Regions from separate parts of the Homo sapiens genome. Here region 1 is linked to region 2. Evidence: chromatin loops called from intact Hi-C (ENCODE). Cell type or tissue: CD4-positive, alpha-beta T cell. All regions are shown on one strand. Each heading gives the region's core, and the rest is flanking DNA. Links, peaks and the distances in the headings are about the cores only.

Region 1 (10,143 bases), core at 2,144-10,143, 120 kb before region 2:
TTCTGTGTGGCTCCTCTCCAATCCCCTCTTCACACTGGCCAGAGCCATCTTTTCAAAGTATAATATTGACCATGTTGCCAACTACCTTAGTGAAATCTCTACACTGGCTTCCCATTGCTTTTTTTTTTTTTTAAACCCCATATTGTTGAAGTAATAAATACAGAAAAAAGCATAAAACAAATGTACAATTGAGGACCCTTGAAACAAACTGCCATGAAAAGAGACAACCTTGACAGCCATCCCTCTCCATGTGTCCCTCAAAATAGAACTGCCTCCTTCCCCAACCTCCAGGCCAACTCTCCTGATTTTTATGGTAAGTATCTTTTTTTTTTTTTTTTTGGTCACTCCAACATACATCCCCTAAATACTATAGTTCAGCTTTGCCTGCTTTTTAAAAAAGTTATCTATCTGTTAGGTCTTCATTAATCTAGAGATCCTCCTCCATCTCTTTTACCTCCCCTCTTGCAATGAATTTGTCCTGTAATGTTTCCATTGCTTTTAAAATAAGAAAAAAAAATCTTTTCCATTCCTGTAAGGCCTTTCTTGGTCTGATTTCCCCCAAATCCCTCCAGCCTAATCTGCCACCAGGCTCTGCTGTTCACTCTCATTCCAACCTCTTTTTGCCCACTCCCCCACTCTCCCTCCATCACTCCCCTCCACTCTCCACCGCACCCGCCTCCTCCTCCCTGCAGGACTTTTGGAAAGGCTGCTCCTTCTGCCTGAAATGCTCTTCCCTCCCTGTGTCTCCCAGTTAACGCCAACTTATTTATTTTACATTTCAGCTAGAGTGTTCCCTCCTTAGAGAAGCCCTCCCCGCCCCCATGACCTGGTCAATCCTCATCCCACAGCCTCTTACAGGCCCCTCCCTTCTTTTCCCCAGCACGGTCAAGGTTGTTGGCTTTCCTTTTGCTTGAGAGATGATGTGATTAAAGACTGTCAGCTCCATGTGGGTAGGAGTTATGTCCGCTTTTGCTCACCATTTCCCCCCTCCCCCGCTACCCAGCTGGGAGCCTGGCACATCAGTGTCCGATTACAAATTTGCTGACTGCTGCCCAGGGAGAGAGACAGCAGACAAGACATCAATAGGGAGGCTGGCTCCAGAGACCTGGATTTAGGAGCCCCGTTTCCCGCAGAAGTGAGAGCTGAAGCAGCAGGGACAGGTGGTGTCCCAGGAGCAGAATGGAGCAGTGAGACGAGAGGAGGGCAGAGGCTCTTCCCTAGAACGCTTGAGACCAGGCCAGGACCCTTTGCCCATCCCACGTCAGTACCACAGGAGCCAGCCTGGGCCAGGATGGCTGGAGAGGCTCCTGGGGCCAACCACTCCCACTTGGGCCCATGGGGCTAAGCTAAGTGGAAACAAATGTTCCCTGGCTTTCCCCCAGCCCAGTTGTGGTGGGCGAGCAGCAGCCCCTCCTTCCCTAGCCCGTGCTCTCCTGCCCCATTCAAGCTCCCCCTGGGTTCTTGCTCCCCGGACTGGTGGGGGCATGGATAGGCTTGAAAGAGGTGGAAGATGGGAGGCAGGTGGGCTCTGCAGGAAGCTGGGGCCTGGTGTAGGGGATTCTCTTATCCCTGCCTTGACTAAAGCTGGGAACTTGCTCTGGAAAAGCACACTTTCCTGACTTCAGGTGGGCTGCGGGCGTGGGAGTAGAGCTGTCTGTGATGCAGAAGGAAGAGGAAAATGAGCCTCTCTCCTCGCTCTCTTTTCTTTTTCTATCTTTCTCCATCTCTCTAAGGGGCTGGCCTTTCCTCTCTCTGTTCTCCAGGGACCCAGAAACCCAGGGTTCTTAGGAATTCTCAAGGCATGTCACCTCCCTGAAGGAATAGGAGTTCCTGGGGACAGAGAGAGGGAAGGACAGATAGGAGTTCTGGGGACAGAAGGAGGGAAGTAGGGAGGGAAAGAGGGAGGTTCTTGGGAGGGGAAGGGTCACAGGCCCAAATTCCTAGGCTCCTGCAGCCTTAGCCATTCCGAGAAACGACAGAGAAAGTGATTTAGAGACAGACACAAATAGAGACCGAATTATGAACATGGGAGAGATGTAAAAAGGCACAGAAAGACAGTGAGAGAGAATCCGCCAGAGACAGAGGGCTTTGCTTTCGCCCGCAGCGATTCTGATGTTATCTATTTCCAGCTGCCTCTCCCCCACCACTCCACTGCCCCCACTCTGCCCCTCCTTCCTCCTCAACCTCAAGTCTCTCCTTCCCTGTCTCTCTTTCGCACAGGGCCTAGACATAGTATGAGTGGGTTCCCAGGATTTAAGGCGGAGCGATGAAGGAAGGTGGGGTGGGCAGGGCCTAGAGGATAGGGAGGGGGGTCAGACTGTCACCTCCCCATTCAGGCCACCCATTTCCGGGCTGCTGTCTTCCCACTCCAGTCTCTTGTGAATGTTCTTCTGCATGCATATCTCTGCAGAGGTGATGTGTGTGTGTGTGTGTGTGTGTGTGTGTGTGTGTATGTGAAGTGTTTCAGCCTGAGCCAGCCCATCTGTGTGTCCGTCCATACCTGTGGGTAAAAAATCACAGCACCGTCTGGGGGAGGGAAGATGTCCTGTGGTTTCTGTGGGGTTATCTGGAGGCCTGTGCCCAGTGATTGGTGTGTGTGAGGGGGCATGTATGTCACATATCTTGATCTATCTTTGTGCACCATGGTCTGTTACCTCCTGCCACCCCCTCTCCAGCTCCTGCTCCTTTGTAAGTCTTCTAAGGTGATAGTGGTGGGTTGAAGGCTCAGGAACATCTGAATTCATCTCTTTGGAGGTTTGGGGGCAAAACAACAGAAGTCATCACTCTGGCTCTGCCCAGATGCCAGCCAGCCCCTTGATGGGGATGCGGAGAGGGCAAAGGAGAGTGAGCAAAAGGGTGCTGTTGGGGCAGAAGCCCTAGGAATTGGGACTCCAGGAGTCCTGCCTGTCACAGATTCCAGCCCACCTCCCCCCGACCCCCCAACCCTATAATGCTCTGCAGGCACTACTGGGCCAACTGATTCTGGAATGGGACTGAGTGCAGGAGGGACAAGGGCTTGGGGAGTCCAGAGATGGCAAAAGATTCTGCAAGATCTGGCTAGAGTGAGTGCTGCAGGAGGGGTGGGGCCAGCTGTGTATGTTTGCAGGAAAGGTGGGGGGTGGGGGCAGAAAGGCCGCCTGCGGGGGAGAAGGCTTCTTGGCAAACGCCCCAGTTTCCTGAGCTGATCCCTGCTCCCTGCCACTGCTCCCAATTCTGTTGTTTCAATAACATCATTTTTATCCACCCCACAGAGAGACTGTGTCTTAGGAAGGGGAGGCGAGGGGCAGGGCTAGGGCATGGGGGAGGGGTGGTAATGGAGAGAGGCTGGGTCTGGAGGCAGCAGGGACTAGATTTGGGGCGCTCCCTCCTCAGGCAGAGGCAGGGCGGTCTCAGAGCCCAGGTCCCCTGATGACAAAGACAAATACATTAAAATTCTTGCCTCGGAGAAGAATGCAGGATAGGGAGAGCATTTCATAATCTGCAATAACAGTAGCAGGGTGGGAGCAGGGCTGGGCAGGGGGTTCGGAACCCAGACAGTGGCTCCCAGGAGGCTGGCCACTGGCCACCTGTAGCCTCCAGGGACCCCCAGAGCCCTCTAGCTGCCTATTTGGTACCACATGGCTGGAGTGTGCACCCAAACTGGGTATGTCTTTGAATGTGTAGTGTCCAGAGTTGGCATTGACCTTTAGGAACTGTCCAGATTGGCATTGCCCCGTAGAAACAGCAACTGTGTGCAAAGTTACTAGGTGCAGGGGCTGTGCGTGGCCTTTGGATACTGTTAAAGGCTAAAATGGGAGAGGGCAGTGCTTAGACCAGACCCTCTCTCTATGACTCTTGCCACTGCCCCCTGCCCCCTTCCCCTTCTTTAGTGTGTCCTAGCCCTTTCACCAGAACTCTCTGTATCCAGTGCAAGGGATTGAGCTGATGCAGCCTGGACACCAGGGCCCTGACATGGAGCTTGCTTGCCGGCAAGTCCACACTTCTCCAGTTCTCTCACCTCTGTCTGCTCATTCCTTCCCCCATCAGCCTCCTCCCCTGGGGTCACATCCCTTGGCCCCTTGGCCTCATCTTGATCTACTTGTCCCCCCTCTCTGGGTGACTCAGGATCTTGTCTTCTCTCTCTGCTCACCAAGGTTGTTTGGAAGTGACCTCAGTCATCACTCTCTTGGAAGCGACCTCAGTCCCCACATTCAGGTCCCCCTCTCTACCAACAACCAGGAGCTTTCTTCTGGGCGCCTGACGTTTCTGCCATAGGGACTCGATCTGTCCTCCCCACTCCAGGACAGCTTTAAAGGTTGATGGTTGCTCTTGATGGTATGGCAGGGAGAATGTCCCACACCACCTGTCCCTTGGCACCCCGGGGCACGTCGGGGACGGGAGGGGCAGGGGCTGCTGCCCACTGCCAGCCGAATGGCATGATGAATGGAGCTGTCCCTCTTCCCCACGGAGCCTTTGATCTCCCCCTCGTGGGGAGGGGGCCAGGGGCATCAAAGACATTTTTGTGGCATTAGAAAATCTGATAAACGCCATCTCACCTGCAGCTGGCTCTCCCACCCCTTCTACCCGGGCCAGGTTGGGGGAGGAACTCGAGGCAGGGACTCTTGGACACGCGAGGCCGGGCTAAAGCGAATTCTGACCCCTCGATCTCTTGAAAGTCTGCGACCTCCATTCTCCCGCTCGCTTACAAGTGCCAGCGCTTGCGCGCACGCCCTGGAGCGGCTACTCTTGCCCTCTCATTTCCCCCACCTCCCCGCCCTAGAACGCGGGCTTGAGAGGTGGGATGGCTGGGGGAGCGAGAGCGGAGGCCCAGGGCTTCCTCCCTTCTTCAAGGAGAGGCTGACGAAGGGGCATGAGGCATCGAACAGGGACACGGAAAGAGATGACCCCTCCAGCATCCGCCTGTCGGGCGGTCCAGTTTGACAACCCTCGCCGAAGCACCCCGCGCCCCAGGCCAACTTCCTCTCTTGCCTCCGCGCCAGCATCTCCCTCCGCACCGCCCCCCGCCCCAAACTCCCTCATTCCTGGGAAGTTTTCTCTCTTTACAGTCAACAAACCTGTCAAACGTCTCCCTTCCAGCCCGTCCCCCATTCCTCAGCTCCTCTTTCTCCCCCCTCACCCCTCTCTACTCTTCTTCCCAGCCCTTCCTTGCCCCCGACTCCAGGCGGCCGCGAGCGGCGGGGGGCTCCAAGTCCGAGAGAGGCGAGGCGAGGGGGCGAAGCGGGCGGGTCCCACAGCCCGAAGCGCGCTGGGGCCCCGCCCCGGCACCCCGCTCCCGCCCTCCGCTGCGCTCCGCGCCAGCCGCCCCGGGGCGCACGGCTCGCTCCCGAGAGTCCCGCTGCCTGACTGTCGCAACTGCCACCTCCCTCCGGCCCCCTGCCCCCCGCCCCCGCCTCGGCCCCGCTCCCCTCCCACCTCCGCCCCCGGCTCTGATTTCTTCTCCCGAGCGAGCTCCGCAGGAGACACAGGCGCTGGCTGCCCCGTCCGCTCTCCGCCTCCGCCGCGCCCTCCTCGCCCGGGATGGGCCCCCCCGCCGCCGCCGGATCCCTCGCCTCCCGGCCGCCGCCGTTGCGCTCGCCGCGCTCGCACTGAAGCCCGGGCCCTCGCGCGCCGCGGTTCGCCCCGCAGCCTCGCCCCCTGCCCACCCGGGCGGCCGTAGGGCGGTCACGATGCTGCCGCCCTTACCCTCCCGCCTCGGGCTGCTGCTGCTGCTGCTCCTGTGCCCGGCGCACGTCGGCGGACTGTGGTGGTGAGTCCGGCTGTCCTGGCGCGGCTCTGGACCCTGGAGGGTGGGGACCCCGGGACCCAGGACAGACTGGGGTGTTCCGCAGCCTCCCGGCTCTACCTGCTCTCCGAGCCCAGCTTTCTGGCCTCGGCCGGGGGCGTTTCTGAACTCCACTTCGACGTTCCTAACCCTCGGGAACATTCTATTGTGTTTCCTCCTCCCGGGTTCTCTCCCACCCCCCGCCAAGTTATGCGCTCACCCAGCTCACCAAGGAACAGGCGAGTGGGTAGGAAAGATCTTTCGGGAAGACACATATCCGAGGAAAAGAATGTGTGAGGAGGGCCCTGGATTCAGGGTATGGGGCTGGATTTGGAGAAGACAGGAACAAGGTGGGAAGCCACAAGGCAGAGAGGGCCACACAGCTGCCCCTTCCCCGCCCTGCTTTGCCTACCAACCCACCGGCTTCTCTCTGGGCTCCTGAGGAGTGGGCCTTAGTGACGACAGAGGGAATATAAAGGGGAAAGTGAGTCAGGACCCTGGTTTTCTCTACCTCGTCCTCCCCAAGCAAGGAAAAGGAGGAGCGGAAGGAACCGGACCCAGGCGCCCGGCCCTTCCAGACCTGGGGGTCATGAATGAAAAAATATGTGCAGCCCGGGAGATACGGGACCGGGAGGGGTCCTGCGGGAAGGGAGAGGGGCCTGGCCAGCCAAGGGAAGGGGGCGTCTTCCCAGGCTTGGCCCTAGCTAGAAGGGACACCTAGGCAGCGAAGGTTGCGGGAGCTTCGAGCCTTGGGGGTGGGGGTGGGGCCGGGGCGGGGAAGGAGGGTGCCCGACCGGGACGGCTCAGAGATCCAGATCCAAAGGACTTTTTTCCCCCTAGGTCTCCAGAGCCGCAAACCCTCGCCCGGAATAGCTCAGTGTTTAGAGAGGAGAGACTTGGACAATAACGCTGACGGGTTAGCCAATCCTAAGAAGGCAGGGTCGTGTCTATTTGCATATTGCCATGTGATTGGCTGGATGCCGACCCTCCGCTCCTCCCTCGCCCCCCAGATTTGGAAGAGAGGCAGATCCCCGTGCTCTGGAGAGATAGGGAGTAGGATGCCCACACAGGGAGTGGCGGGCAGCAATCCCTACTCCGTGATGCGGAGAGCCGTCCGACGCTAGTGTCACGGAAAGGGCGAACCGAGGACGACCCAGGTCCTATCTAGGGAACATATGCCCTTTGATCCGGCTTAGTATAATGCAGTGGCAGCTTTGAAGCAGATAGATCTAAGATCTAAACATTATGTTTGTGATCTTGGGCTAGTCACTTCCTTTCCCTACCTCTCAGTCTTAACTGGAAATAGGATAACAGTCTCCCTACCTGGCAGGCTTGCTGGGAAGGTTAGGTGGGAGGACGTGTAGAATAATAGGACCTTAGGAGGTACTCAGTATGTACAGCGCCCCCCTCACAACCCAGCTTCTCCTGGCCAGGGTCCCCAGGAGTGAAAAAGGGGATTCATTTACATTTAAAATCCAGAGTTCCAAGGAAAATGTTGTAAAGGAATCTCTTTTCCCCATAAACGCCTAACTTTGCCCTTTTTCAAGGTGTGGGGATGGGGTCCCTCCCTGATGGCCATTGTCTTCCTTCCCCTCCCTCCCCCTCTGTCTAAATCATTCTTATCCTTACGGTTAAAATACCATTTCCTCCCTGAAGCTGCCCCCTTGTCCTCCTTCCATTGCCTTCTCTGCGCTCCCACTGTATCACATACATTGGGCAACTATGCTGGTTACTGCATTTGGCTGACAACAGTCCTTTAGGTCTCTCTTCCCTGCTCCTGGAAGGCAGATACCTTGTCTTTAGGAGCCCTGAGGCCTAGGAGTGTGTTGGTGCTGGAGATGGGCTTGCAGAGTGTCATTGGACTGGCTGATTCACCTTTCTGGGCTCTGTATCTGTGGGGCTTCCTTTGTTCAGGAAGGACTGCTGGGTGGCAGCCAAGCCAAAGGAGAGTGGCCTGGTCCCTGAGAGACTGACCCTGAAGCTGGGAAGAAGGGAGTGGGGGAGGAGGTGACACGGGCAGGTGTGGGAGAACACAGAGGCCTTCATGGCCACAGCTGCAGGGCGTGCCGGGTGAGGAGTGAGGGGTCCCAGTGATAACGTGTCTGACTGCCTTGCTCAGATGTGCCTCTGAGGGAATGAGCCTCTCCTCCCTGCCTTGGCCCCTTCACTCTCCTTTGTCTATTCATTTTGTTTTTCTTTCTTTATTTCTATTTTTATTTATTTATTTATTTAGAGCAGAGTCTCGTTCTGTCGCCCAGGCTGGAGTGCAGTGGTGCGATCTTGGCTCATGGCAACCTCTGTCTCCCCGGTTCAAGTGATTCTCCTGCTTCAGCTTCCCAAGTAGCTGGGACTACAGGCACCCACCACCATGCCTGGCTAGTTTTTGAATTTTTAGTAGAGGTTTCACCATGTTTAGTAGAGGTTTCACCAGGTTTCAACAAGGTTTCACCGTGTTGGTCAGGCTGGTCTCAAACTCCTGACCTCAAGTGATCTGCCCGCCTCGGCCTCCCAAAGTGCTGGGATTACAGGCCCAGCCATTACCATGGCATTACCATGCCCAGCCTATTTTACTTTTTATTTTTTATTTTTTTGAGACGGAGTCTCGTTGTGTCGCCCAGGCTGGAGTGCAGTGGTGCAATATTGGCTCACTACAACCTCCACCTCCCGGCTCAAATGATTCTCCTGCCTCAGCCTCCTGAGTAACTGGGATTAGAGTTGCCCACCACCATGCCCAGCTAAATTTTGTATGTTTAGTAGAGACGAGGTTTCACCATGTTGGTCAGGCTGGTCTCAAACTCCTGACCTCAAGCAATCTGCTCACCTTGGCCTCCCAAAGTGCTGGGCTTACAGGCATGAGCCATTGTGCCTGGTCACTTGTCTATTTCTGACACTTCATCTCTTTGGTCTGAGCCCAGATCCCCTTCCCCTGGATCTTTGACTCTGCTTACACTCCTGAGCTCTCCCCACCCTACCAGTGCCCTCCAAGATCAAGTTTGGGTTGATGAGCTGGACCAATAATTCCCACTGGCCTGAGGCTCTTCCAGTCCCCTAAATCCCCAGTCTCACTTCAGCTGGCAGCTTTCCCAGTAAGGGCTTCCAGGCTGTTCCCCGATGCCCAGGACCTGCTTTCCCTGGCCTTCTTCTCCCTACTTGTCAGAGAATCCTGGCCAGGTCAGAGCTCCAGTGCTGGCCAGGAAAGCAGCTGCAGCAGCCTCCTGCATCCCACTCTGACATTCTAGCAGCAGCCAGGCTAGAAGCAGAGAGGACCCCAGGACCTTTGAGTGACTCGACTGTCTTGGTCAGGAAAGAGGCTCATGCCCTTGGAATTGGCTCGGAGACCTGGCTCCAGGTTCCTGAGAAGTTTCTCTCCCACCTTCTTTTTCACTTCCCTTCCTTACTCCAATGTGATGCATGCTTTCTAAACTCTGTCTCCAGCTCAGGCACAGAGGCTCACTCCTGAAATCCCACCACTTTGGAAGGCTGAGGTGGGCGGATCACTTGAGGTCAGGAGTTCGAGACCAGTTTGGCCAACATGGTGAAACCCTGTCTCTACTAAAAATACAAAAATTAGCCAGGAGTGGTGGCAGGTGCCTGTAATCCCAGCTACTTGGGAGGCTGAGGCAGAAGAATCACTCGAACCTGGGAGGCTGAGGTTGCAGTGAACCGAGATCCATGCCACTGCACTCCAGCCTGGGTGACAGAGCAAGACTCTGTCTCAATCAATCAATCAATAAAAATAAACTCTTCCCCTAGCCTCTCTGTCTTTCTCTCATTTGTAATCATATCTTTGTGAATTACAGAATCCCAGATTCAAGGACATTGGCCAGGCTCTCTGGAAATCATCTTGTCCAGCCTCATTGCATCCAGGTCATCCAGCCTATCCTGTGGCCCTGACAGACCCTGTCTTGGGAGTGAGGCAGAGAGGGAGAGCTTCCCAGTCACCAGTTCCCCACTTCCGCTCTGCTCCTTGCTCCGGCCTTGCCCACCCCCAGGAAGTTCTTTACAACATCTGACCCATCATTATTTATACCTCCAATCGGTGGATGTAGTAAAGAGCTCACTCTCATAGAATGGTCAAATCAATCTCCTTCTTCTCTCTTCCTCTTTCCTCTGTTTTTTTCTTTTCTTTTCTTTTTTTCCTTTTTGAGACAGAGTCTCGCTCTGTCACCCAGGCTGGAGTGCAGTGGTGCAATCTCAGCTCACTGCAACCTCTGCCACCCGGGTTCAAGTGATTCTCCTACCTCAGCCTCCTGATTAGCCGGGATTACAGGTGCCTGGCACCATGCCAGCTAATTTTTTTTTTTTAGTATTTTTAGTAGAGATGGGGTTTCACCATGTTGGCCAGGCTGATCTCGAACTCCTGACTTAAAGTCATCTGCGTG
Region 2 (10,587 bases), core at 769-8,768:
CATGGATTATAAATAGCTAAAGAAACAAGTTCATTTTGGTGCATTTCAAAGACATATTAAAGGAAAGGTGGAGGCCAGAAGAGCAGAAGGCTCTGAGAAAAGTGCATCACAGTGGCCCATTATGATGTCTGTCTATGGTCACGTGAGCTGGCATATGAGAGTGCTCTGTGAGCCTCAGTGCCTTCAGTGGCATCATTGCACTGTGACTGTGCAGGTCCCAAACAGTATGGACATGAATGTCCTCAAGCTGCATGTTAGCAGGGCTTCTAATTCCATCTGCAAGTGATAGTGTGTGGAGCTTAGTTGCACAGAGCGCATGTTACTGGAGGAGATATGGGTCTGTGTCATCCTGCATGGGAATGATCCTAAAAACAAAGTGATCAGTGACTGCTCAGGACTGTGGAAAGGTCACTTGGAGCAGTGGGAAAAGGTCTGGCAGAGGAATAAGAAGATACAGGTCTTAGAACAAGCCCTGGGACTTCAACCAAGTCATTTAACATCTGGGGCCTTCGTTTATTTATCCTCCCAGCAGATAAAGCAATACCTGCCCTGTCTTCCTAACCTTGGAGGGGTCAAAAAAGTGATGGGTGTGAAAGCATTTTGTAAACTGTAGTGCAAGCATACGGCAGGGGAGTGAACCATACTTTCACTAGCGACTTGAATGAGGTGATAAAGAAAAGGCTCAGAACTTCAGAAAATGCAAGAGGGGCTTGACCCTGGATTGGCAGAGGAAAGCAATGGTGGGATCGATACCTTGGAGAGCCAAGGACCAAGGGGTTAAGGGTCCATGAGGACAGGCCTGGATCATCAGGAAGCTGAGTGTGGTAAGACTGTGGCTTCTTCAGGGATTGGGTGGAGTACAGTCCTGCCAAGACCACAGTAACTCAGGGCTTGGAGACATCACAAAGGCAGGGGCTCCTAGAGCTGAGATAATCTGGAGAAGAGGATACCCATCTACTGCATTCTGAGATTGGGTTCGACCTGTAGGTCATCTTGGATAGACGTTTTCCAGCTCTTCTTTTTTTTTTTTTTTGGAACAGAGAGAACCTAATTGACCCTTAAAGTTCCACAGAGCAGAGTTTGCAAATCTCTGGTTCAGCCTTATTATTTAAATGAGAGGAGAATGAAATCCCAGAAAAGAGATGTGATTATGTGAAGGTCACACAGCAAGTTAGTTGCCAAGCTGCAACTGGAACTCAGAATTTCTGGTTCCCAGTTCTATATCTTAGCCTCCCAAACTGGCTATGTGGACAGGAAAGAACAGAGTAATGGGGTGAGCTTTAAGGATGCAATTTCATAGGTAAGAAGATCCCTTAATCTAACAATATCTCCCCCAGCTCCCCAACAATGACTAAAATCCCCCCTTTATTGACTCCTTCACAGGATTCCAAGAGTCTCAAGGTTAGAGAAGTCGCCTAGTCCACCTCCCCTCTCTGCTTCTCACAGAAGGGTCTGCTGAACACTCTGGTGACAGAGAACTCACCCAACATGTTCCATGGCAGAGGCTTTTCATTAGATCAAGGTGACATCTGTTTTACTGGAGCTTCCAACCACGTGTCCCAATACTGCCCTTAGTCACAGGCATCCAGGTCCTCTCTCTCAGGACAGCACTTTGAATAAATGAGGACAGCTCCCATCCCCCTTTCTCCCAGTTGACTTTCCAGAAACATCTCATATTGTTGTTGGCTTTCCACCATTTTTCCTCTTCACTTCCTGGGCCTACTACTACACTGTGTGTCCTCCACTTGGTCTCTTCCTGAAAGCAACACTGTGCACAATGTTCCTGGGGGCAGACTTATTAAACCAAGTGGACCACTTCCTTCATCTTAGGTGTCACAGCTCCATCAATGCATCCTCAAATCACAATGATTTTTCTGCACTTCACCCTACAGGTTCCTATTTAACGTTACATTGGCTAGGACATTACTCATTTACACACAGGCTCTGCTGAGCCCCATCTTTGCCAAGACTCTGACTTCTGTTGTTTCATTTAAAGATGTAAGAACAGGGCCTCACAGTTCTTCCTAAGGAATTTTACTTTGTGGCTGGGTGCGGTGGCTCACACCTGTAATTCCAGCACTTTGGGAGGCCAAGTCAGGTGGATGACTTGAGGTCAGGAGTTCGAGACCAGCCTGGCCATCATGATGAAACCCCACCTCTACTAAAAATACAAAAATTAGCCGGGTGTGGTGGCAAGCACCTATATCCCAGCTACTTGGCAGGTTGAGGCAGGAGAATCGCTTGAGCCCGGGAGGCAGAGGTTGCAGTGAGCCGAGATCATTGCACTCCAGCCTGGGCAACAGAGTGAGACTCCATCTCAAACAAACAAACAAACAAAAAACAAAAACAACACAAAACAACAACAACAAAAACCAGAAATTTTACTTTGCTACATTCAGCCCATAATTTTTAGCAACCCAGATCTTTCTGGATCCTGGCTGTATCTTCTCAGTGTGTTTCTTCTTCCTCCCAGTTTCCTGACCCCTGCAAATAGGGCTGTAAAGAGGCTCTCTGATGCTGCACCCCCTCCCTCATTGCCACCATGCAAATCACAGAGGACCCCCACCAGGCCAGACTGGCTCACCTGCTTGATGAATGCACCAGCCCACTCTCCCATCCGGGGAGGCCTGTCGGGCATAATGATGTGGAACATACTTGTTTTCTATTCAGCTACGAAAGCAGGGTATTATCAAATTTTAAAAGGCATCGGCCAGGCACTGTGGCACATACCTGTAAAACCAGGCACTTTGGGAGGCCAAAGTGGGTGGATCGCTTGAGCCCAGGAGTTCAAGACCAGCCTGGGCAACATGGCAAAACCCCGTCCCCTCTGCAAAACACACAAAAATTAGCTGGGGATGGTGGCACAGGCCTGTAGTCTCAGTTTCTCGGGAAGTTGAAGTGGAAGGATCACTTGAGCCCGAGAGGCGGAGGTTGCAGTGAGCTGAAATCCCACCACTGCACTCGGCCTGGCAGCCTGGGCAACAGAGAGAGACACTGCCTCAAAAAAAATAAATAAAAGGCATCGAGAAAAGAAAGGGAGGAAGGGAGGATTTTGACAAAAAATTATCAATAGTAACAGTGGCGTCTGTGTAACAGGACTATAGGTTTGGCTTTTTTATTTATTTATTTATTTATTTTTTTGATGGAATCTTGCTCTGTCGCCCAGGCTGGAGTGCAGTGGTGCGATCTCGGCTCACTGCAACCTCTGCCTCCCGGTTCAAGCGATTCTCCTGCCTCAGCCTCCCAAGTAGCTGGGACTACAGGCGCCCGCCACCACGCTCGGCTAATTTTTTGTATTCTTAGTAGAGACGGGGTTTCACTGTGTTAGCCAGGAGGGTCTCGATCTCCTGACCTCCTGATCCGCCTGCCTCGGCCTCCCAAAGTGCTGAGATTACAGGCGTGAGCCACCGCGCCTGGCCCCTTCATGCGTTTTTACACGCTTCATCCAACCAATAGTTCATGGAGGCCTTAGGTGTGTGTTTCCAAATTTTCTATGCTGAGTGTGTGTTCTTTGGAAAACCAGAAAAAATAAAGCGAAAAATAAAATGAAAATGAATAAAGACTCTTTCCCTGGCAAAATTCTTTGGGAAGGGGCGTCAGGCCCACCCCACACCCCCAACTGCTCAGCCTCCCGCCTGCATTGCCCCTTCCTGTGCCCAAGAAGAGGTGTGCGCGTGGAAAAGAATAGCCAGGACAGAGGGGGAAAGGAGAGCCAGGGGCTTGCCTTGAGGAGCAGTTGCCTTGAGGTTGGGGACTGTCCCTTTAGGCACCTTCCCCAGTGTTGTTTTCCTCTAAGCGAAGGCGTTTAAAAACGAATAGAACTTAAGGGCAGTGGCCCTGGTGGGAGGGCGCAGTATTCAGAAGGGCCTCTAGGTGGTGAGGAAAGGGGCCCAGCCAGGAGAATAATCCACTCGACCCGCTTCCCAGGCTTCCAGAGGTCAGACCTGGGATGCAGCGTTCCCCTTTTCACCCTCCTCTCTGAGGGCCAAAGGAGACCTGGAGACGACTGGGTCCTGCAGTCCTCAGTCTGGCCAGGCACTTGCGGTTTGCACTGCGCGGCGCACAAAATCCTCCCCGGCTTAGGTACAAAGCTCTCCCCAGCGTACCCTCCTCCGACCAGCAGAGGGCGCGCACCGCCCGCGAGAAGGAGGTGCAGGAGCTAGACTCCGAGGGGAGGCTGCGAGCCGCAAGCGCAGGAGCCGGGTGGGAGAGAGACCCCTTCTTCTGCAAATGAGGAGGCCGAGCAGAAGAAAGACGGCGACAGATGTTGGGGGGAGGGGACGGTTTGTGAGGGATAGGGAGAGAAAGTCTAAGTGAGAGCAGGACGAGGAGGGGAGGGTGGTTGGGGAAGGGGATGAAATAAAGTGGCTGAGGGAAGGCTGAGGTGGGGTGAAGCTCCGCCAGGAGGGATGAAGGTCGGGATGAGGTGAGGGGCGGGTGGAAGGGTGGGTGAGATGAGGGGGTGGGGTGCGCGTGCGTATTGGGATAAGATGGGGTGAGGGGCGGGTGGAAGGATGGGCGAGAGGGGGAAGATGTGATGTGGGTGCCTGTTAGGATGGGGTGGGGTGAGGGGCGGGTGGAAGGGTGGGTGAGATGGGGAGGGTTGGGTGGGGTGGGAGTGGGGGTTGGGTGCCTACTGGGATGGGGTGGGGTGAGGGTTGGGTGGAAGGGTGGGTGAGATGGGGAGGGTGGGGTGCGGGTGTCTGCTGGGACGGAAGTAGGGATAGAGTGGGGTGAAGGGCAACCGGAAGGGAGTGAGGTGAGCTGGGGTCGCCTGGCAGGGTGGGTATGAGGCAAGGCGGCTCCCTCGGGCTGAGCCCACCATCCAGGCCTCTCGCTGCCTGCGGGCGGCGCCCAAGCCCGCGCCACCCTCCTTCTCGGGACGTTTTCCTTGGCAGTTCTCTGCTCAGGCCCGAGATGAGCCTCTCCCTGCTTTCCCCTAACCACGGGTTCTGGCGCAGCAAAGAACAGAGAGAGAGGAGGCAGCGGAGAGCTCAGGAGCTTTAATGGGGCTGAAAGGGTCAGAAACACACCGGGAGTTTCTCCTGGGAGTGTGGGGACAGGAGGAAGGGGGCCGTGTGTCACGGAGGACGGTGGCTTTCACCAAACCTGCTCAGGTCCCAGGAAGGAGGACCGTGAGAGGCCTCCACGTGCTGAGGTGGGAGCAGTTCCTTGGGGAAGAGCAAAAGTGGGAAAAGATTTGGCACTCGTTAAAGAGTAGTGATATTGAATGGGGCTTCTAGGAGCCAGGCGGAAATGCACTGGAGTGGTGGGGAGACAAGAGAGGTCCACAAATCCCCTCCGGGACCTGGAGACCTAGAAGAAAAAAAGTGAAAGAGGGCGCACATCGCCCTCCTCAGGGGACTGCGGGGTGGGACAGGAGCAAATCTAGTACCAGACAAGGATTGAGGGAGCTTCGGTCCCGTCCCCCTGCTAAGTGCGGCAGGTGGAGTAAACTCTGGATTAGAGGACGGTTGACGGAGGCTCCCGGGCCCTCCCCGGGATGCCGATGGGATCGGGCGAGACTCTAGGCGTGCGGGCGAGGCCGCAGGCACCCGACCGCCCCGTCTAGTGGTAATGGCCCCCCAAGTGCGAGGCTGCGGCCACGGCCCCGAAGGGCCCGGGCGGGGGCTGCAAGCTGGGACTGGGGTAGAGCGCGGCGGTGGCGGCGGCAGCGGTGGCGGCGGGGCCCGGGCCCGGCCAGTAGGAGAAGCCGGCGGGCGCGACCCCGGCCGAGGCGGCCATGAGGTTGAGTTTGGAGAGGCCGGGGAAGGGCAGCGGGGCGAGGCCGGCGGGCAGCTTGTAGAGCGCGCCGTCCTGGGCGGCCGCGGCGGCGGCAGCAGCTGCGGCGGCGGCATGAGCGTGCGCGGGCGGCGGCTGGCAGGCCTGCGCCAGGCCCTGGAAGTCGAAGCGGTAGGCGTAGCGCTTGCCATGCACCTTGCTCATGATGTTCTTGTCGTAGTAGTAGCGCAGGGCGCGGCTCAGCTTGTCGTAGTTCATGTTGGGCTTGCTCTTGCGCTCGCCCCACCGCCGCGCCACCTCGTCCGGGTCCGTGAGCTTGAACTCGCCGTGACCGCCCTCCCACGCGATGCAGCCGGCGTTCGCGCGGTCAGCCAGCAGCTCCAGCAGAAACTGCCACAGCTGGATCTGTCCGCTGCCTGTGGGGAGGGGGGCGGTCAGCCACAGGCGGGAGCGGGGAGGCGGGAACTGGGGAAGAGTGCTGGCGGGAAACTGACCCACCCCGGCAGGAACCGGCACTGGGGGAGGAAAAGTGCAAGTCAAACTGCAGCTGCGTTCGGCGGGAGAGGCCGGCCCCGGAGGGGCTGATCAGCAGAGTGGTGTGTAGCCTTACCGCGCTTTTGCACAATGGAAATGCGGCTTCCACTGAAGAGCACGTAGCTTTCCAGATGCACGGTTTTGTGGAACTTGGGGGTTGGGGGGAAGGGGAAGCATTGCCTCCCCCCACGTGAGCGCAGCGGCGCACCAAGGCACTTGGCTTTCCAAGGCGAGCAAGGACAGATATCCGCCGCCACTCTCCATCTCAGCCGGGCGCCCTTATTTAGGGAAAAGACGCACAACCGTACAGGGCGGCCTTGGGCAGAATGATCGGACTGCCCCATCCCAGCTGGACCACATCCAGAGGTGGGAAGGGACAGGCGTGCAGCAGGACGACCCCAACCACTGCTGGACAAGGCCCAGCTAGTCCCGAGTCCCCAAAGACGTAGTTGGACAGGCTACTCCTGAGGTGGAGTGGTGGCTGGCTCCCTTGGGACACCACATCCGACAGGAGTAGGAACGAACAGTGGCCCCCTATACGTGACAGGAGGGGCAAGCTCTCATGGGCTCACTATCCTAGCCACCTTCGGGTGCGCAGGCCTCTGCGCTGGCCCTGAGAATTTGGCCTCTTATTTTCGGAACAGGCGGGATTCCCTGCCTACGAAGGTGCCATAGTTCTCGGGGCCTGATGAACAACTCTGAGGAGGGGAACGGACCGAGCAGCTGTTGTGCTTGGCTACCAACCTCCTCCTGTCTTTGTGTGATCTCCCTCCGAATTCGGTTGCTGGAGGCAGCAAGGAGGTTTTTCCAGGATATGCGAGTGGTTAGAGAGTGGGGTCCCAGAATTCCTGCTCCCCTGTCTTGGAGCCTCAAGCAGACAGGCAGAGAAAAATCCCGATACAATTACCCCCACTCCCTTTTAGAATAAAACGGATTTTCCTCAAAGTGGTCTGCTTACTGCCTCAAATATAGTCTTTTGAACCCCTCTTACTTTTTCAGCCACTGGCTTAGAATCCAGACGCTACCCTTCCCCATAATTTCAATCCCAATCCCTTCAAGCCAGCCCAGCAAAGAGCTTCCTGGTTTCTGGTCCCCAGAGTTAAGTTTTAGGGTCAGAAGCAAGGGAAGGTTTGGGTACAAAGGTGCACCTGGCACCAAAGGCGGAGCAACCTCAGCGGCTTGGATGACCGTTCCTGTTGGGCATAGTTTCCTTCTGGATAAAACAGTCGCCAACCTCGTTTTTGTGGTTTCTGTCTCTTGGTGAGATCTAGGGTAACGACTGAGATGGGGACTGTGGGGAGACGCTGCTTGAAGAGCCAGCCGTCAAAAGGGTAATTTAGCGACTACCCGTGGAGCGCTGGTGGTGAACCTGGGAATCAATTGCAATCGTCTGGCAGAGTTGGCCAGCAGAGATCAGCCGGCGTGAGTCAGCGCCGGAGGGTGAAGCAGGTGGCAGTAGCCAGGGTCTAGTGATTGGGAAGCCCGCTGTGTTTGGGGAGTAATTCCCCCGGTTCCATTGCCGGCTGGTGCTGCGGCCTTGAGCTCCTACTACCAGCAGGGAAAGGACGCTAAGTGTCCCAGCCCCTGCCCCAAAGCCTGGAAAACCATACACAGCAGCAAAAGGGCCTGGGGCTGGGATCCTCTCCATCTGCCTTGGCCTGCAACTCTTTTCCTGGTGCTCAGGAGATGCAGGAGCCAAAAACCAAGTGACTGTCTTCCCAAGGCCTCCGCACAACCAGGCCAGGACTCCGGGCTTCAGTGTGAACCCTGGGTCCACACTGCTCCCACCTACTGTCCGCCTGTGCCCTGACCCCAACCAACCTCGCCTCCGCCGCCCAGCGCGCCGGCCATCTCACCTTTCTGAACCGCGGGGCTCAGCGGCCCCCAGCTCGGGTTCTTCCCGTCCTTGAAGAGACCGTCTCCGACGGGATCTGCAAGCAGCAGAAGAAAAGAATCAGGAGAACCCCGGGCGGAAGTTGTGGGCTTGACAAAAGGGCCCCGGGCCAAGGCTTAAGGGGGGTGCTGTGGTCCCCAGGCGCGAGGCTGGGGGCCCGGGCCACCCGGCTCCTCCTCCCGGAGCCTGGTCCAGGCGCGCTGCGCGGAGCCCCTCCATAGAGCCCAAGTCAGGAAACGCGTCCAGGAAAAAGGAAATCCGCTTTCCGAAGGGGCCGGCTGGAGCCTTATAAAGCCGAGCGGGGAACTGCGCCAGCCGAGCTGGAGCGCGAAGAGAAGAGGAGGGTGCCTGGAGGGCCGGCCTGAAGCTCGTAGCAGGAAGGTGAGGAGCCGTGAGAGCGCAGGGGAGACGCCCGCGGACCACAGCCTTCTGGTACGGCTCGGCCACAGAGTACTCCACCACGCCAGAGACCCGTGCTTCCCCTCTCAGGCTCCTTCGGGTCCCTGAGTCCCGGCTCTTGGCCCCCAGGCTCCCAATCTGCTCATTTCAACTCCTCTAGACCCTGCACTGAAACCCAGAGCTCTCTATCTGCCTTTAGGTCTCCCCAGTGCCCTACATTACAATCGGCCCTCCATGCAACCCGAATCTCCGGACACTTCTCCTTCCCCTGGACCCCAGCACTCTCTTCCCATGCCTGAGCCTAGACTTCCCGCCCCAGGTTCCGGTGCCACCAGCCTCCGGCTGGTCCCTGGTACCTGGCAGGTACATGTTGATCAGCAGGGGCTGGGAGGCGCCGCTCTGTCTCATCGCCGCCGGGGACTGGGCGGTGGGAGATGGGGGGGACGGGGAAGGGGGGCGAGGCAGGCTTTGCGCTCGGTGGCACCGATCCCCGCCCGAAGCGACCGCGGGTGACAAGGAGGAGAAGACGGCGCCGGGTCCGGCAGGGCCTGGCGGGAGGGGGCAGCCCGGGCGTGGCGGGGGTTGCGGGGGGGTCCTGGAGAAACGCTTCCAGCTAAGGGGCCGCTTGGAACCCTCCGGCCCCCGCGCGGCCCGGGGCCGCAATTTCCGTTTTAATTAAAGCGCTGCCGCCTCGGCCCCCAGGACCCCGCCCCCGCCCCTCTTATCGTCCCATCGCAATAAAGTCTCCAACGCGCCGCGCCACAGCCAAGCGCACCCGGCAGCCCCCCGCGCCCCGCAGCCGGGGAGACGCGCGGGGGATGGGCCCGGGCCATGTGCCCTGATGGGAGCCTAGAGCGCGTGTCTTTTCCGCCTCCCTGACTCTCTGCAAACAGTGATGGGGCTGGTGTACCCGGCCCCACCTCGGACCCCAGCAGCCACAGCCCCCTCCCTAGAGCCCTTCTTCCAGTCGGCTCCCGCTCCACTCGCCGCTCACTCTCCTCCCCCTCCCTCCCTCTATCCCCACCCGGGTTCCCGTCTCCAGGCTGCGTTATCTGCATCTTCACTTTTAAATTTCCGCTTCCCTCCCTCTCGCCTGTCGCTGCGCGCCCGGCCCTGCAGCCGTTGCTCCCTTTATCTCTGCCCGCATCCCCGCTCCCTCCTCCTCTTCTCCCACTCTCTGCTCTTCCCTAGAGACCCGAACCCCTTCCCCGTCTCCTTCTTGCTTTGGCCCGTTTCCTGCCTTTCTGGGGCCCCCAAGCCTCAGGCCTGGTGCTGGGCCATCTCTCCTGGCAACTTATGATGGGTGGCCCCCTCTTCTGTCCTCCCCGCCCCCTTCTAGGTCTCTCTTTACCTCCTAGGCTTTTCTCTCCGACTCTCATCTCCCCTCCAGCCTTCTCTCTCCCTCTCATCCTTCTCCCTCCCCTCCTTTTCTCATTCATTCAGTCCCCATAAATTAGTAGTGGCTTGGACTGCTGAAGGCCTCTAAAGATGTTGAGAATCTGTCCTGGCTTTCCCTGATGGGTTCCTGAGCCCCCTGCTACTTCCCTGTACAACTATTCTGCTCCCATCCTTCCCCATCCCCTGTCCTCCCAGTCTGCCACCCACCCTCACCACTACTCCCATTCTGGCTATCCCTGAACGAGGCTGGAGAGGTGGAGGGGTTAAGACAGGGTTGTGCACTGTACAAGGCTGGAATCCACTCCAAGAAAAGGATTCCTATTTCTAACTCATGCAAAGATGTTGATGTGGTTCCCAAGTGGCCTGGAGTCTCTCTGGGTACCTATGGGGCTTCGTGGCTCTGGAGAGGCAGGCTAAGGAGGATGCTGGCTGAAGATGAGGCTCCAGCCCAGAAGCCCACCTTCTGCAGCCTTGCAGTATGGAACGGGTACTGTCAAAACTGGCATTCTCAAAGTCCTCTCTCACTGCTTGAGCCCAGGGGTGGAGGAGGCCTGGGAATGGGCAGGTCTCCTGCTAAGTGCCTGGTCCTGGGATGCCTGATTGAGGATGGCTGGAAACTC

What was found. Hi-C counts contacts between places; a loop is a spot of excess contacts. Peaks named below come from ENCODE experiments on the same cell type or tissue, not always from the same donor. Only the 100,000 strongest peaks of a DNase experiment are listed, where the experiment ranks them.
Region 1: a loop joins it to region 2, with 3 times the contacts of the local background. A loop is called at or near these places in 18 of 110 quality-filtered maps.

The regions. Positions count from the first base shown.
Region 1 is chr2:218,854,372-218,864,514 of GRCh38, forward strand. WNT6 (Wnt family member 6) reads left to right here and starts at 5,434. Exons shown (of 4, transcript NM_006522.4): 1 at 5,434-5,746. The coding sequence starts at 5,667. In CD4-positive, alpha-beta T cell, for the core only: no CTCF peak of the experiment used is centred there; a DNase peak (open chromatin) is centred at 5,297; H3K4me3 peaks cover 306 bases; H3K27me3 peaks cover 5,093 bases.
Region 2 is chr2:218,976,099-218,986,685 of GRCh38, forward strand. It overlaps FEV (FEV transcription factor, ETS family member), which reads right to left and starts at 9,086. Exons shown (of 3, transcript NM_017521.3): 1 at 8,926-9,086; 2 at 8,133-8,207; 3 at 4,989-6,158. The coding sequence starts at 8,977. The coding sequence ends at 5,569. LINC00608 (long intergenic non-protein coding RNA 608) reads left to right here and starts at 186. Exons shown (of 2, transcript NR_024385.1): 1 at 186-1,300; 2 at 1,384-1,824. RefSeq lists an enhancer at 3,887-3,986. In CD4-positive, alpha-beta T cell, for the core only: a CTCF peak has its summit at 4,099 (motif pointing right); DNase peaks (open chromatin) are centred at 4,103 and 5,943; H3K4me3 peaks cover 2,098 bases; H3K27me3 peaks cover 4,037 bases.